2 separate regions of the Homo sapiens genome follow, and region 1 is linked to region 2. The links are chromatin contacts, found by Hi-C in ENCODE. All regions are on one chromosome and are shown on one strand. Each heading gives the region's core, a stretch centred on a gene start or an enhancer-like site at or near the end of the contact. The rest is flanking DNA. Distances are from core to core; before and after follow the strand shown.

Region 1 (2,863 bases), core at 282-2,781, 1.3 Mb after region 2:
CAATTCACAAAAGGCAGATTAATTGGAGAAAAGGCATACAAATGTATTTAAAATGTATACACGGGGAGAATCACAGTATGATTACCCACCCCGAAAAGGGTTCAGAAGCTTATATACCCTCCTGGTAAAACAGGTTTGTGAGGGTGGGAGAAGGAGGAATTCTGTTCAGGGATTACTAGGCAGAATGAATGAATAAGGGAACAGAGATAAATTTGTAAATAGTTTTTTGTGTTTTTTTTTTTGTTTTGGTTTGGTTTTTTTGAAGACAGGGTCTCACTCTGTAGCCCTGGCTGGAGTGCAGTGGTGCCATCACGGCTCACTGCAGCCTCCAACTCCTGGGCTCAAGCGATCCTCCTGTCTCTGCTGGGACCACAGGCACGAGCCACTAGCCCCTGCCAAATTTAATTTTTTTGTAGAGACAGTCTTGCTATGTTAGGCAGTTTGGTCTCAAACTCCTGGCTTCAAGCGATTTTCCTGCCTTGGCCTCCCAAAGCGCCGGAATTACAGGCTGCAGCCACCGTGCTCGGCTGTAAATAGCTACTTTTGACAGTATAAGGGTCTCTGGTCAGGTGTGATTACATTCTTGGGTGGAGAAGAAAGAAACAATTATTCCTTTTGGTAGTCTGGATCTTAGGCAGATAAAGACCTGTGCTTTGGGAGAGATGATGGGCACTGGAAAGGAACATTGAGGCTTCTTCAGTTCAGCTTGTCAGTGAGCCGTATTTTGGGGTTTTGGTTTCTGAGCCCCAACAGCATTGCAGAAAGTTCAGGAAATAGAAGAGGAAAAGCTAATGATTTGAAAAGCTAATGATTTGCCCATGGGTTATCATCTCTGATTGCATTTCCATTTCTTCCTCCCTTCTATTTCCAAATGTAAATGTAATTATAGTTTGCACACAATTTTGTATCCTGCTTTATCGTTAACAAGTCAGGGTTTTTAAAGTTTGTAAATGGTTTACTAATGGCCACATAACACCCATTAATTTGGCTAACTTCCCTACTGCTGGTATTTACATTGTTTCCACGTTTTGTAATTACTAATAATGTGGCAACAAACAGCCTTGAGAGGTTTGCTTTTTCCCAGTTTTTGTTGTTGTTTGTTTTTGAGACATCTCGCTCTGTTGCCCAGGCTGGAGTGCAGTGGTGAGATCCCTGCTCACTGCAACCTGCGCCTCCAGTTCAAGTGATTCATTTGCCTCAGCCTCCCGAGTAACTGGGATTGCAGGTGCGCGCCACCACACCCGGCTAATTTTTGTATTTTTAGTAGAGACGGGGTTTTGCCATGTTGGCCAGGCTGTTCTCTAACTCCTGACCTCAGTGATCCGTCAGCCTCGGCCTCCCAAAGTTCTGGGATTACAGGCGTGAGCCACCACTCCCAGCCAGAAGTTTGTTTTTGAAACTTGAAACTCCCGCCACCCAAGCCTGTCGCTGCGGCCACACCCACTAGGGAGTAGTCACGTGTTTAACCTTTGCCGCGAGGATTTCTGGGAGCCTGGGCACCCCGGAAGCGGAAGTCCAGGAGTTAAACTCGTCATTTCCTCCAGCTAGAGGAGCTCAACTGATCTGTTTTCTTTCGCCCAGCCAAAATCACAGAATGAAGGCGGTGAAGAGCGAACGGGAGCGAGGGAGCCGGCGAAGACACCGGGACGGGGACGTGGTGCTGCCGGCGGGGGTGGTGGTGAAGCAGGAGCGTCTCAGCCCAGAAGTCGCACCTCCCGCCCACCGCCGTCCGGACCACTCCGGTGGTAGCCCGTCTCCGCCGACCAGCGAGCCGGCCCGCTCGGGCCACCGCGGGAACCGAGCCCGAGGAGTTAGCCGGTAAGTGGGGGAGCAGTCCAGGATGGACATTGGGTTGGGCTCATTCAGAAAGGCGGGCAGGGCTAGCGTCCGAAACAGGTTTTGAATGGTGGGCGCAGCAGCCCGGACTTAATCCTGAGGGGCTGTTGAGAGTGATCCAGTCGTGCTTGTGTTATGCTTGCTCTGTCACTTGCATTATAGCTCGGTGTTCAACGCCTAATGACTAACCGGCAGGATCCCACTCCTTCATTCTTGTGTTCCTAGCACTTCGAAGAGTGTGGCCCAACAGATAGCACTGATAATCTGTTAAATTGGATTGAGATTTTCCCCATCCCTCCCACAAATGGAGTGTGGGCGTTGTCTTTCCGGTTACCTGCCAGAAAGGTTTTCACATCGAGGTCTAAGCGAGCTACCTAACAGAAACTGGGGAAAAAAAAAAAGTTACTTCTTGCTAGACTCATTTATTTATGCATTCATTCACCATAGTTTTACTGAGTGCCTATTAAGTGTTAAAGACTGCCCTAGGTATTGGGGCTGCAAGGGTGATTCAGTTAGATGATCTTCACCGATGCCAAATTGGCTATGCTCTAACCCTGAGACATGATAAAAAAATAAACAAAATAGTTTCAGTTAGTAACAAGTATTATTGATAGATTAAAACAGTAATGTGATAGTGAGAGATTGGAGAGAAGAGGGAGGAGGACTCTCTAAAGAGGTGCCATTTGAGCCCAGACCTGACTGATAAGAATGATCCAACCTCTTAAAGATCCAGGCAGAGGAAACAACATCTGCAAAGAACCTGAAGTAGAATGAATTATGATTGAAATGGGAAAAAGCCAGTGTCGGTGGATTATAGTGGTCAAGAAGGTGGGTGGTAGGAATGAGATGGCACAGGGAGGAAGTAGAACCACAGGATGGAGGGATTGTTATTGATGGTAGGGGTGTTGGTAGTGAAGGATAAAGAGTCAAGGGTGACTTACGGATGGTGATGCCAATCAGCGAGATGGCAAGGAGTAGGAGAGGAAAGGTTTTTGAAGGGTTGGGAATTAAGAGTTATGTTACCTAA
Region 2 (2,812 bases), core at 276-2,775:
AAGCCATTCTCCTGCCTCAGCCTCCCGAGTAGCTGGGACTACAGGCGCCCGCCACCACGCCCGGCTAATTTTTTGTATTTTTTTAAGTAGAGATGGGGTTTCACCATGTTAGCCAGGATGGTCTCGATCTCCTGACCTCATGATCCGCCCGCCTCTGCCTCCCAAAGTGCTGGGATTACAAGCGTGAGCCACCGCGCGGCCGGCTTTAACAATTTTTAAACAAAGGTTTACCACAGTGGAGTTGGCTGCCTTTCGAGATGGTGAGCTCTTTTACCTTCGAACTATTTAAGTGCATTCTGCATGTCTATTAGACACTATAGAGTTGGTTCGTTTTAGGTGAGAGGTTGGGCTAGATGACCTCTAAGGGTGTATCCTACCTCTAACTTCTGGGTTCAGACAAAACCAAAGTCCCAGACCTGCCCGCATGTGCGAATTTTTCCTTCATAATCAAGAAGTCAGTCTCCTTGGAGGGCTGGGAGCACCCCCACTCCTGTACTTTAAAAAGTGTATAGGGCTGTGCTTTAAGAGGATCCTCTTCTCAAACTTCCAGTTCTAGAGCCTGATTATCAAAAATAAAAATTCCTCTAGATTTCTCGGACATATTTGGTGACAAGCATTTGCTTTTGTTTGCTTTCATTATTCAATACTTTGGTCTCTAATCTGAACGAGGTCATAGAAGAGGCAGTGTTCTATGGGGGATGGAATTCCTAGAGTAGACTTTGACAAGGCGGGAAGGAGGGCAAATTGAGTCCCGTTGGGTTTGAAGTGGCAGCAGTATCCACTATCGGCGACTTACTGAAGAAAGAAGATAAGATGTTCTAGCTTGGCTGCATCTGCTTTCCCATCAGGGTCCAGCTACCTGCTAGAACAAACTATCACGGTGACCCATGACTCTGCCTTGGTTGAGGTTTGCCCTCAGTGTGGCTGGCTCCCCCATACCTTTGCACATCCCAATCTATCCATCCACCTAGATCTGCTCAGACGCTTTCTCATTCAACTCCCGAGCATTATTTATCCGTGACCTTCCCACATAATATTTCGTAGCGAGGTTACTTACGCAGAGGTCCGATCTCTCTGTTCATCTTCAAGCAACCTGAAGGCAGGCAGGGTCTGCGTCGGATCCAGTTCTGTGCCCCTTGGTAGGCACCCAGGACACTGCAGGCATCAATAAATATCGGTTGGGCAAGTACAGTTGCAGGATGAGGACAATCAATTCTTCCTCAAATGCCGGGAGAGCATCTCCATAGCGGTGCTCTGGGAGCCCGGAAGAAGGCAGGGGAGCGGTGCAGACAGCGTTGTATGCGGGCCGGGGCGGAGGGCTGAGGGCCCGAGCCGGGGCTAGAGGCGCGGCCGGGCCGCCCTCCTCGTGACTCCTCCTCCCCCCTCCGCGGCTCTGAGTCAGGTGATTCCGGCACGTGACGGGGCACCACCTACCCTGCTGCTCTCGAGTAGCAGCTCGGGCGGCCAATAAGCGGCTGGGCTTCGGCTCGGGGCCTATGAGAGCCGGGCTCCGGGGGGCGGGCCGGACTGTGGCGGCTGCCGGGGGCGGTGGCGGTGGTGGCGGCGGCGGCGGAGGCGGACTGGGGAGGCGGCGGCCTGGCTCGGCCTGGCCTGGCCTGTCAGGGCGCGGGCGGCGGCGGCTCCAGCACCATGTCCCTGCAGTACGGGGCGGAGGAGACGCCCCTCGCCGGCAGTTACGGCGCGGCCGATTCGTTTCCAAAGGACTTCGGCTACGGCGTGGAGGAGGAGGAAGAGGAGGCGGCGGCGGCGGGCGGAGGGGTTGGGGCAGGGGCAGGCGGTGGCTGTGGTCCGGGGGGCGCTGACAGCTCCAAGCCGAGGATTCTGCTCATGGGACTCCGGCGCAGCGGCAAGTCCTCCATCCAGAAGGTGAGCAGGGCTGCGCCCAGTCCCCCGCCCCCTCCCCGGTTCTCAGGTGGCCGGTAGCGGGGACGCCCGGGAGGGCGGCGGCCGGGGCCCGCCTGCGCTCCGTCCCTCCGCACTTTCTCTTCCACTCTTGCGAGCGCACAGGCGCGGCCCGCGCGGGGACCCCGACCTCTGTGTCCACGCCCAAGTCAGCTGAAGCCAAGTGGAGCGCTGAAGGCGAAACTGGTTGCCGGGAGGCAGGTGCCCGGTGGCACCGCCCAAGACCTCCGCCCCCTGGGACCCAGCTCCTGTGTCATTTACGAAACTGAGACGTACTCTCCAGTTCTCACTTGGAGAACTTCGTGGACTCCCTCCCCTGGCCCGTTTTGATTTGTTCTCACTTCAGGTGACCTGAGTGTTTCGGGATTCCCAGCAGAGCCCCAGGGAGCAGCGTCAGGAAGAGTTGTGACTAAGACACTGGGCGTTGTAATTCTCGCTACTGATGTGAAGGAGACTTCGCTGTAGCATTACTGGGAATTGGGTAGTGAGATTGCACCCATTTCAGTAGTTGTGGCCTGGTGAATGTAATTACTGGTGCTGTTCCCCCTGTAGGGGTGTGTTTTTAAAAATCTGAGACTTTGAGAATATTTTGCAGACCTAGTCTGTTTGTTTTCACTTTTGGGCCTTCATGAACAAATGGAGGGCTGTACACGTTTGTTTGTTTATGTTTTTGAGACGGAGTCTCTCGCTCTGTCGCCCAGGCTGGAGAATGCAGTGGTGCAATCTCGGCTCACTGCAACCTCCACCTCCCTGGTTCAAGTAATTCTCCCGCCTCAGCCTCCCGAATAGCTGGGATTACAGGCGCGCGCCACCACGCCCGGCTAATTATTGTATTTTTAGTAGAGACGGGGTTTCACCATGTTGGCCAGGGTCATCTCGAACTGCTGAC

The links. Hi-C counts contacts between places; a loop is a spot of excess contacts on that map. Pooled maps may share reads with other maps.
Region 1: a loop to region 2 is called in a pooled map, with 9 times the contacts of the local background. The contact joins the promoter of SNIP1 here to the promoter of RRAGC in region 2. A Hi-C loop is called at or near these places in 4 of 50 pooled maps.

Annotation. Positions count from the first base shown.
Region 1 is chr1:37,552,961-37,555,823 of GRCh38, reverse strand. It overlaps SNIP1 (Smad nuclear interacting protein 1), which reads left to right and starts at 1,531. Exons shown (of 4, transcript NM_024700.4): 1 at 1,531-1,818. The coding sequence starts at 1,595. RefSeq lists an enhancer at 1-277 and a silencer at 1,749-1,808.
Region 2 is chr1:38,858,485-38,861,296 of GRCh38, reverse strand. RRAGC (Ras related GTP binding C) reads left to right here and starts at 1,525. Exons shown (of 7, transcript NM_022157.4): 1 at 1,525-1,887. The coding sequence starts at 1,651. It overlaps RRAGC-DT (RRAGC divergent transcript), which reads right to left and starts at 1,404. Exons shown (of 2, transcript NR_186075.1): 1 at 1,058-1,404. RefSeq lists an enhancer at 1,306-1,600 and a silencer at 1,236-1,995.